Linked DNA regions of Homo sapiens: region 1 is linked to region 2. A link is a loop called in an ENCODE intact Hi-C map of the cell type or tissue named here. Cell type or tissue: breast epithelium. All regions are shown on one strand. Each heading gives the region's core, and the rest is flanking DNA. Links, peaks and the distances in the headings are about the cores only. Region 1 overlaps LPIN1 (lipin 1). Region 2 overlaps LPIN1 (lipin 1).

Region 1 (5,373 bases), core at 185-5,184, 62 kb before region 2:
ACAGCCCCAAACTGCACGTGAACCAGTAGCTACTTGCTGGAGCAGGCCGGAAAGGCAGCGTCGTAACTGGCATTAAGCCACAACTGAGGAATGCTTTTCACGGTACAAATGCACCCAACTCCTAGCCTAGAAAGTGCTCCCTTCCTATCTTGCTTAGAAATGTCAGCCCCGGGGTGGGGCAGGGGAGAAATGCTTCTCAATTCTCTCTGCTGTCAGGCCAATGATGACGCGCCAGGCTCCCAGGTGGAGCTGTGCACTCCGGGGAGACCTATCCTTTAATGGGTGACAACCAGGCTCTGCACTGCTGGCAAGAGGCTGCTTGGGACATTTTACGCTGAGGCAGAATGAATGTCCTGGTTTTCAAAAGGTGGCAGTGGCTCTCTCCAAAAGGTGAAGTTACTGAAGGTATCCGAACAGGGAAAGTCTGAAGAATGGCTTCTTTTCAGCAACGGGAAAACGTGGTCGACTACTTCACAGAGTCTCACATACCTGGAAGGAAAGGGACATTGTCACTGGCACTGAGCGATACCAGCTATGCACCCAGGGCTGCACGTAGAAGTCAAGAGAGATCTACAACCTCAAGGAGCAGACCGCCTACTTATCGACACGACTCAAGTCATTCTAGAATAATTTGTTATCGATTAATTGAAAATGAGAGATGAAAATGAAGAGTATGCAAACAAGGCATCAGAGAAGGCTCTGGGGAAGAGGTGGGTGGGACCTGACTTCACTTGAAGGACAGGTAAAGGAGATACAGCCAAGCAAAAGACGGCAGGAGGAAGTCACCATGGCCATGGGATAGCGCCTGCTGCAGGGGTCACATATGGGACATCGGGGGAAGAATCACAGACAAGGCACATCTTTGGAGCACCTGACAGAGATTGCTTCATTGCATAGTGAAAAGGAGCTGGGTCCTGGGGTTAAAGAGACATTAATTTGATGTTCAGCTCTGCCATTTACTAGCTGCGTGATCGTGGGCAAATGGCGTAACCTCTCTAAGCCAATTTCCTCCACTGTAAAGGGAGGAAAATAAAAACTATGCCACAGTTTTAAGGATAATTTAAATAAAATAACATATGCAACATTAAAATAATGTATACTGGGTGCTCAAATGTATCTAAATGACAAATTATCAACACGTCTTAGAGAAAAAAGCCCTGGTTGGCATGACGGTCAAGAGACCCGGGCTCTCCTGCTTGCTGTAACCTTGGACAATTGTCTTGCCCTCTTGGAGCCCTTCGTCTTTATAGTCTGTGGAGCTGAATTAGAGCAGGGCTTCCCAATGCTTCCTACAACGTTCTCTTGCTCTCTTTTATTTGCATGCCCAAAAATATGTTGCATGTTAGTTTCTGTGGCTTATACTATGAAAAGAAAGTTGCTATTGCTATATTGAATATGCATGTTCAGACCTCCAGGCACCTCCAAACTGAGATTCTGGCACACCCAGCCCACTGCCAGCCATCCCCAGATTCCTCCTTGACAGTCACTGATCACTGTCTAGTTCCAAATTGCTAAGAACCTAAAGGAACTTCCAAAATCCAGACTCCAGAAGTGTGCATGTTCTGAGGTATAAAATAATGTACTAAATGAAGCCGAGTGTGTATATTTAATAAAGGACCTCCAAAGGACTTATGAGAAACAGTGTGCTTGCACAAAATGGGAAAGTGACGTCTCCTAATACAAAACCAAGAGTTATGTCTTTCCTTGGGATTCAAACAAACAGACAGATTTTTAAAATACCTCCCGGCTTTAAGGCTTATTTGTCTGAGGTTTGTGGCTGCGGCAGCAGGGCCCCTCCCTGCAGGCTTGACTACAAGGCCGCGGTGCACTGGAACCAAACCCACTCTCACACTCCCTGAGCGGCCAGGCCGAGTTCCATCTGCGCGCCTCCCCCAGACCGACCTCCACACACAGTGCTCCTCCCAAGCAGGCAGAGCTTACGCACAGACACTCGCAAACGAAAGGGAAAAAGAACTGAGCTGCTCCCGCTGTGTGGCCCCAGCCTCTGAAGACATTTCAGATGACTGTCCCAGTTCTGAATGACAAGCATCTACTTGGCTCAGAAATAGCTATACCAAGTTCAGCGCCAGAGAAATGTGAGCTTCCTGGGGGAGGAGATTTACTCTCTCACAGGAACAACCCCGCCTCCAGTCCAGGTGTAAAATGTCAACATCCCCTGGCAATGAGTAAAGTCTGCAGAGCTCCACCCTAGGCCAAGCCATGGGCGAGGTGTGCATTTTAACCCTAGAGCCTCAGTCAATGCAATGACCGCAGAGGCCACCTAGCCAAACCCTCTCAGATGCTGGAGTCCCTCTTTCCATGCGTGCATGGCAAGACCTGCCACTTTCCCATTCCTGGACAGCGTCTCATTGGTTCAAAGTTCTTTTTGATCCTGATATGGTTTGGCTGTGTCCCCACCCAAATCTCATCTTGAATTCCCACGTGTTGTGGGAGGGACTCAGTGGAAGTTAACTGAATCATGGAGGCAGGTCTTTCCCATGCTGTCCCTGTGATAAAGTCGCATGAGATCTGATGGTTTTATAAGGGGGAGTTTCCCTGCACGAGCTCTCTTTCTGCCTGCTGCCATCCATGTAAGACATGACTTGATCCTCCTTGCCTCCTTTGACCATGATTGTGAGGTCTCCCCTTTTTTTTTTAATTTTTTTTTTTTTAGATGGAGTCTCACTCTGTCACCCAGGCTGGAGGGCAGTGGCATGATCTTGGCTCACTGCAACCTCCGTCTCCTGGGTTCAAGTGATTCTTCTGCCTTAGCCTTCCAAGTAGTTGGATTACAGGTGCAAGCTGCCATGCCTGGCTAATTTTTTTTTTTTTTTTTTTTTTTTGGCATTTCTAGTAGAGACAGGGTTTCACCATGTTGGTCAGGCTGGTCTTGAACTCCTGACCTCAGGTGATCCACCCACCTCGGCCTCCCAAAGTGCTGGGATTATAGGCATGAGCCATCGTGCCCAGCCTAAATCCTTTCTCCTGTATAAATTACCCAGCCTTGGGTCCATGTCTTTATTAACAGCATGAAAACAGACTATAACACAGATCCTAAATAGAAACCCAGTAGGTCCTCTCCAGCCTGGGGAATGAGAGGGGAGTGGGAACGAGACATTGTCACAGTCAGCCACTTAGAACAGTGGAGGTGGCAGAAACCGCAAGGAAGGGTTAAGAAAGGAATCAAGTTCCTGCTGTTTTTCTGCCAATCAGGAAGCAGCCTGGCACTGCCTCGCCTTCTGCAGGAGGGAACAGGGCCTTGGCTCCAGCCTCCCCTCTCTCTGCACAAACCTTGAGGACTGCTTGGGTACTGGCATGACTGCAGGGTGAGAGGAGTCTTGTGGGGCAGCCCCAGGACTCCTGTTAGCCTAGAACTGCCCTATTGACACTCAGTTAGAATCCAACTAGTTTAAGGACCATCTTGAAAGTAAAAATCTGCCCTAGAGAGAACTTATCTCTCTATCTAAAACCACAGAAGCTACATGGAGAAAACCAATCCTTAGGAATCTCCTAGAACCAAACTCCCCCAGTCTAACTCCTCCAGATAAAGAGGAACCCCTCGGGCTATCTGGGGCCACTAAGGCCAGAGGCTCTTTTGTTTTTTGAGACAGAGTCTAGCTCTGTCGCCCAGGCTGGAGTGCAATGGCACGATCTGGGCTCACAGCAACCTCTGCCTCCCGAGTTCAAGTGATTCTCCTGTCTCAGCCTCCTGAGTAGCTGGGATTACAGGCATGCACCACCACACCTGGCTAATTTTTCTATTTTTAGGAGAGACGGGGTTTCTCCATGTTGGTCAGGCTGGTCTCGAACTCCTGACCTCAGGTGATCCACCCACCTCAGCCTCCCAAAGTGCTGGGATTACAGGCATGAGCCACCGTGCCTGGCCTGCCAGAGGCTCTTTTCCAGGTCTGCACAGACCAGACCAGAAGAGGTGTAGTCTCTGAAATGGACAAGGCAGGAAGACAAGGGTCGGCCTGGGCTGATGTCACCCAGTGGGCCAACCTCCCAACAACATGGAATGAGGAAATGCTCTCCATCCTAATAAGTTAGGAACCCGAGGGGGACAGGATAAAGTCAAGAGTGATTCTAAGCACACAAGGATGCCTCATTAGAAAGAGTAATCCCATTTAGCCCACCGACTCAGAAAAACTGGGCTTTGACCAAAAATATGAAGGGAATTCTTAACAATTACACAGCAATGTCTCTGGTAAGAAACATTTGGTATGTGAAGAGATATACAGTTCCTCATCTTTAAATATAACTTCACATATTTCAGTTTGGTTATATTTCTCATTCACATTCTAGGCTTTCAAACCTAACTTGGCAAATCTAAACTACTAGTTTTCAAATTCATTCAATTCCATTCTGTAGCAGACTCTAACCACGAGTTTAAATTTTAGACCCAGAAGGGATCTGATTTAATTCCAGTTGTCTAAAAATTATGTTTTGGACAAAATACAAGGAGTTAAAATACATTTTTTCATTATAAGAATTACAGATTAACATATAGGCAGCAAAGGGGAAAAGGTACACCGCAAACTGGGAAGCACCGTTTTAAGATAATAGTACTGATATCATAATCACATAAAATGTGTACAATACTCACGAAGAGATGTTGGTCTTTGCATGTTCCTGTACCAGCTCTCCTTTAGGGTTGACGGTAAATATTCTATTCAAAGACACTCCTACTTGCTTGTATGAATACACATCCTATATTTGGTAAAGGTGATTTAAAGTGTTCATTAGAAAAGAGTTCATTGTAAAAACAAGTCCATGGTATTTCTGATTTGATGAGATATCAAATTTTCATTAACCAGAGCTCTACCTCAAAGTGGTGCAGTGAAAGAATATCCTTTGATGGGAAACTATTCAATTAGTTTTGCTCTCTGGGCCTCAATTCCCTCATCTGTTCAAGGACTGAGTTGAAGAAAAGACAACCTACCACGTCCCCGCAATTCTAACATTCCTTCAGGTTATTCTTTGACCCATATTCCTACTTCATGAAAATCTCTCGTAACTTTCAAAAGTAGGACTTTCTGATGGAGCAGTTAGTACCCAACTACATTCTCTAGAATACTTAGCTTTCCAGTAAATGCGGGCAATACATGCAAAATCTCAAAGCGCTTCTTTCATGATACGAGACAACACTAGACACTTAAAACGTGAGATGCTGAATTCGCCATTATGGTTAGGACTGATTTTGCGGTTCCCTTCTGGTAGAAAGAAACTAATCCGATTAAATGTTCTTGCTTTACTGCTTTAATGAGTAATTTGAAATTTGGAGTTTTAAGTCCCATATCTCAAGCTTTGACCCACCCGCCAACCTTCAAAGAACCCTGGAAGCCATAAGATAATTTGTAATCCCCTTGCCTT
Region 2 (5,373 bases), core at 308-5,307:
AAAAAGAGGGAAAGGGACAGGCCAAGAGATATTCTGGGTTCAAGCAGCTGGACTGCGAGCTGCCGCCGTGTTATGCCCTTCTTTTCGTAGCTCTGGATCCCTGACCACCTGGTGCAGTCCACACCTGCCCACATCACTGTCCACTCTGCCCGGCTCTCCGCTCCCAGCCTTCTGCCGTCACTGTGCCCTGCTGTGCTAACCGGCGGTCGTGACTGGCCCATGGCACTCACATCTTATCCCTGGACTGGGTCATGGCAGGCGGGAGTCCTCCAGCCCTCCTCTCTCCACTCCTTGCTGGGCTTCATGGGGTCATGCCATCAACCCTCCTCAGGCCCTTCAGGGACGTGGCACCTCTCAGTGGCCGTCCAGTCTCTGGAGCCTCTTCTTTTCCAGCTCTGACTTATACTCCAGGGCTGAGTCCTAGACTCTCTTCTCCTCTCCCGTTTATTCACCTGATGGTTTGGCGGACTCGTGAAGCCACGTGGTTGCAAATACTGCCCAAACAGGAAGGATTTGCATGACGTAACTTCCAGTCCACCCCGAGACTTCACCCCTCCTCCTGGTCCACACTGCTCCCATTCTTCAAGGCAACTATCCCAGGACACATGTGACCACACTGACAAAACCCCCACCTCAGGTCACCTACAGACTCCAGGAAACACCACGTGTGTGAACCTGTGGCTCACAAACCTGCTGTGTAGAAAGGTTGGTTCTGGGAGCTTTTCCTATCATTCAGTGGCGCTGTGATATTATGATGTAATAGGAAATATATATTTTGGTCTTCATCCCCAGATCCAAGCCAGAACTCCTAAACCCCTTATAATTTCTAAGTGATCAGAGTGATAGGAATGTCTTTTGTTATGATATTTCATTTTCCTCCCCTGCTCCTGAAATAGCTCCTTAGCTCCAGAGCAATAAAGGTGAAAGGAGTGTCTTCTGTCATTCATGATAAGCCCTCTTCACCCACACCAAAGTTTAATCAGAGGACTCTCGGAGGATGGGGGCTGGACCACAGCTGCCAGAGGAACAAATCTGTAATGAGAGTTGGTGCCTTCAGCCACTCCCCACCCACCCACCACCCCACCCCCAACCTCCAGGGAGGGAGAGGGGAGGGAGATTAAGTGTAATCAATGGCCGATGAGTTAATCAATCTCGCCTTTGTAATAAAGCCTCCATAGAACCCGAAAGAAAGGGGCTCAGAGAACTTCCAGGTTGGTGAACGCGTGGCAGTGCTGGGAGGCTGGGGTGCTAGAGAGGGCATGGAAGCACCACCGCCGCCTCCACCGCCTTGCCCTGTGCACCCTTCCATCTGGCTACTCCGGAGTTGCATCCTTTATAATAAACCAGTGACAATCAGTAAACTGTTTCCCTGAGTTCCGTGAGCCGATCCACAAAGGAATGAACGCGAGGAGGGGGTCATGGGAACCCCCGATTTATAGCCAGTCAAGCAGAAGCACAGGAGGCCCAGACTGTGACTGGCATCTGAAGTGAGGGACAGCTTGTGGGAACGAGCCCTTAACCTGTGGAATCTGATACTAACTCCAGGTAGATGGTGTCAGAATTGAATTGAATTATAGGCACCCAGTTGGTGTGCTCCGAGAGCTGGAGAACTGCTTGGCGTGCAAGAGACACACACACGTTTGGTGTCAGAAGCGTGTATGAGAGTAGAGGAAATTGTATGGTTTGTTTGTTCTTTTATAAGCTACATTCTTAAGGCCAAGGATAAAGCCTTGGTCTTTCAAGTTAAAAAAACAAAATATACCTTTTGTAAATCTTACCTCAACCCCTATGAAATAAGCAAAAGTGAGATCAGCACACCCATTTGCAAATGAGGCTCAAGAGTGGTCAAATCCCCTGCATGCAGGGGCTGGTAAGAACTGCGGATTTAATTCTAATTTAGAACAGGCCAGAGAACCAGAAGTCATGAATGATACCTACAAAGAATGCAAGAAGCCCTCCCAGGTTCATTTTACAATTTTAAATGAAGCTCTCTGTACTGATACACCTCCTCTCTCAACCGAGGAAACAAGCCCAGCCCTTAGTAAACACACTCAAGGAGGAACACACATCTGCCTTCCTTTTCACCTGGGAGTAAACACCAGAGCCCAGCTCCCCCTTGATCTGTCCTGCTAATACATCACATATATATAAACATCAAAACACACATTTTTCTAAGTTTACAAGTGGTGCAGGTTTAACTTCATGCAAAAAAGGTGCAGTGGGATGGTTCCTGAAAAGATGTACAATATAAGAAATGATTCTTTGTAACCCTAATACTTCTTATTCCTTCCACGTTGAACTTAGATTTTAACGTGTGTTTGGTAAGAGAGGTAACCCTCTAACTCTAAAACTACGTGCAAGCAGTATTAATAACATCTTTGTACAATTTCTTTCATATACGTTATCTCATGCTGACTGTCACAAAACCCTGTAGGAATGCAGCCTTTCAGATGGTAAAACCAGAAGACAGCCAAAGTGCAATGAAGATCACAGGGCTGGTGAAGAGGGGCTCTCTGGATTGACACGCCCCATTTCACCAAACTGGAACCCAGGTCTTTGGATTTTGAAGTGACCTCTCTTTCGGTTCTGTGAAGCTCCTTCTCATGTCCCCCCCATCTCTTTGCCTTCATCACCCTTGCACGTGAGCTATGTTTGTCACCGAATGATGAGACCACCTCCCCAGCAGTGAGGCCCCAACCCCAGGCCAGCACATCTACGAACTACTGTTGGTATTTTTTTACTCACAAGAAAAAGAAAGCGAGAGACATAAGGGCAGCATTAACAGAAACCTCCCCCTCCCCCTCCCCATGGTCTCCCTCTCCCCACCGTCTCCCTGTCCCTCTTTCCACGGTCTCCCTCTGATGCCGAGCCGAAGCTGGACTGCACTGCCGCCATCTCGGCTCACTGCAACCTCCCTGCCTGATTCTCCTGCCTCAACCTGCCGAGTGCCTGCGATTGCAGGCGTGCGCCGCCACGCCTGACTGGTTTTCGTATTTTTTGGTGGAGACGGGGTTTCACTGTGTTGGCCGGGCTGGTCTCCAGCTCCTAATCGGGAGTGATCTGCCAGCCTCGGCCTCCTGAGGTGCCGGGATTGCAGATGGAGTCTCGTTCACTCAGTGCTCAATGTTGCCCAGGCTGGAGTGCAGTGACGTGATCTCGGCTCGCTACAACCTCCACCTCCCAGCCGCCTGCCTTGGCCTCCCAAAGTGCCGAGATTGCAGCCTCTGCCCGGCTGCCACCCCATCTGGGAAGTGAGGAGCATCTCTGCCTGGCCGCCCATCGTCTGGGATGTGAGGAGCCCCTCTGCCCGGCTGCCCCCAGTCTGGGAAGTGAGGAGTGCCTCTTCCCGGCCGCCATCCCGTCTAGGAAGTGAGGAGCATCTCTGCCCGGCCGCCCATCGTCTGAGATGTGGGGAGCGCCTCTGCCCCGCCGCCCCGTCTGGGATGTGAGGAGCGCCTCTGCCCGGCCGCGACCCCGTCTGGGAGGTGAGGAGCGTCTCTGCCCGGCCGCCCCGTCTGAGAAGTGAGGAGCCCCTCCGCCCGGCAGCCACCCCGTCTGAGAAGTGAGGAGCCCCTCCGCCCGGCAGCCGCCCCGTCTGGGAAGTGAGGAGCGTCTCCGCCCGGCAGCCACCCCGTCCGGGAGGGAGGTGGGGGGCAGCCCCCGCCCGGCCAGCCGCCCCGTCCGGGAGGGAGGTGGGGGGTCAGCCCCCGCCCGGCCAGCCGCCCCGTCCGGGAGGGAGGTGGGGGGCGCCTCTGCCCAGCCGCCCCTTCTGGGAAGTGAGGAGCCCCTCTGCCCGGCCGCCACCCCGTCTGGGAGGTGTACCCAACAGCTCATTGAGAACGGGCCATGATGACAATGGCGGTTTTGTCGAATAGAAAAGGGGGAAATGTGGGGAAAAGATAGAGAAATCAGATGGTTGCTGTGTCTGTGTAGAAAGAAGTAGACATAGGAGACTCCATTTTGTTCTGTACTAAGAAAAATTCTTCTGCCTTGGGATGCTGTTGATCTATGACCTTACCCCCAACCCGGTGCTCCATGAAACATGTGCTGTGTCCACTCAGGGTTAAATGGATTAAGGGCGGTGCAAGATGTGCTTTGTTAAACAGATGCTTGAAGGCAGCAGGCTCGTTAAGAGTCATCACCACTCCCTAATCTCAAGTACCCAGGGACACAAACACTGCGGAAGGCCCCAGGGTCCTCTGCCTAGGAAAACCAGAGACCTTTGTTCACTTGTTTATCTGCTGACCTTCCCTCCACTGTTGTCCTATGACCCTGCCAAATCCCCCTCTGCAAGAAACACCCAAGAATGAGAAAGAAAGAAAGAAAAGAAAGAAAGAAAGAAAGAAAGAAAGAAAGAAAGAAAGAAAGAAAGAAAGAAAGAAAAGAAAGAAAGCAAGCTAGCTAGCTCATAACTGGATAGCATTACCACATCTCTGCATCCTAGCCTCTCCTCTGTAAAGGGGGCGCATTGGCCTGAGTGACCTGCAAGGTCTAATTCCAGCTCTATCCGTTCCAAGACAAAGGCTCCACTCCTTAGTTCTTAGCAACTGAAGAAGCATCTTTAATAACTGAATCGTTGCTCTGCTCTCTTGTTCTCAACTAAGGGATCCTTAGTTGTTGTTCCAACAACCTCATTTTTTAAAAGTAAGCCCAGAAACAGGAAGTGACTTAGCGAAGCTCCCCCCATGGCAAAGACAGAGCCAAGACTACAGTTTCTTCTGTGACCTTCCCACTGGATTGGTCTGGAGTATTTTCCTACCGCAAAGAATCAGAAGGTGCTTTGATATCAGCTGTGGCTTTAGCTTAGATTAGTGGTGCTTTGATATCTTTAGCTGTCCCCTCTATTGAATAACTTCTTTGCAAATCTGAAAATACCTGGATTTGAAAGCAGGAAATCTTCTCAATAATTCTCAACAAGTGACAGGGTCATGGGCTCCACCTGGCAGTCTTTTGTCTGTTCCTAGGAACTCAACATCTACACCCTGGGCCTGCCTTAAACTAAGCACTGAAAGTTTTTAAAAGGGTGAATACCACCACCTCACATCTATTAAGATGGCTACTATTTAAGAAAAAAAAAGACAGAATATAACAAGTGTTGGCAAGGATATGGAGAAACTGGAACTCTTGTCCACTGTTGGCGGGAATGTAAAATGTGGAGCCACTTCAGAAAATAGTCTGAATTCCTCAAAAAAATAAAAATAAAATTAGCTTATGATCCAGCCATTCCAGTCCCGGGTATATATCAAAAAAAAAAACTGAAAGCAGGTCTCGAAAAGATATTGGCACACCCATGGTCGTGGCAGCATTATTCATAATAGCCAAAAGGAGGCAGCAACTCCAGTGTGACAGATGAATGGAAAAGCAAAATGCGGT

The links. Hi-C counts contacts between places; a loop is a spot of excess contacts. Peaks named below come from ENCODE experiments on the same cell type or tissue, not always from the same donor. Only the 100,000 strongest peaks of a DNase experiment are listed, where the experiment ranks them.
Region 1: it touches region 2 in a loop (30-fold over the local background); 1 of 110 quality-filtered maps calls a loop at or near these places.

What each region holds. Positions count from the first base shown.
Region 1 is chr2:11,819,748-11,825,120 of GRCh38, reverse strand. It overlaps LPIN1 (lipin 1), which reads right to left. Exons shown (of 21, transcript NM_001349206.2): 20 at 4,607-4,710; 21 at 1-489. The coding sequence ends at 330. Among named protein-coding and RNA genes, the nearest start is that of MIR4262, 15 kb to the left of the region's middle. In breast epithelium, for the core only: no CTCF peak of the experiment used is centred there; a DNase peak (open chromatin) is centred at 2,126.
Region 2 is chr2:11,758,144-11,763,516 of GRCh38, reverse strand. All of the region lies in intron 1 of LPIN1 (lipin 1), which reads right to left. Among named protein-coding and RNA genes, the nearest start is that of MIR548S, 6.6 kb to the left of the region's middle. RefSeq lists an enhancer at 2,844-3,356. In breast epithelium, for the core only: no CTCF peak of the experiment used is centred there; no DNase peak of the experiment used is centred there.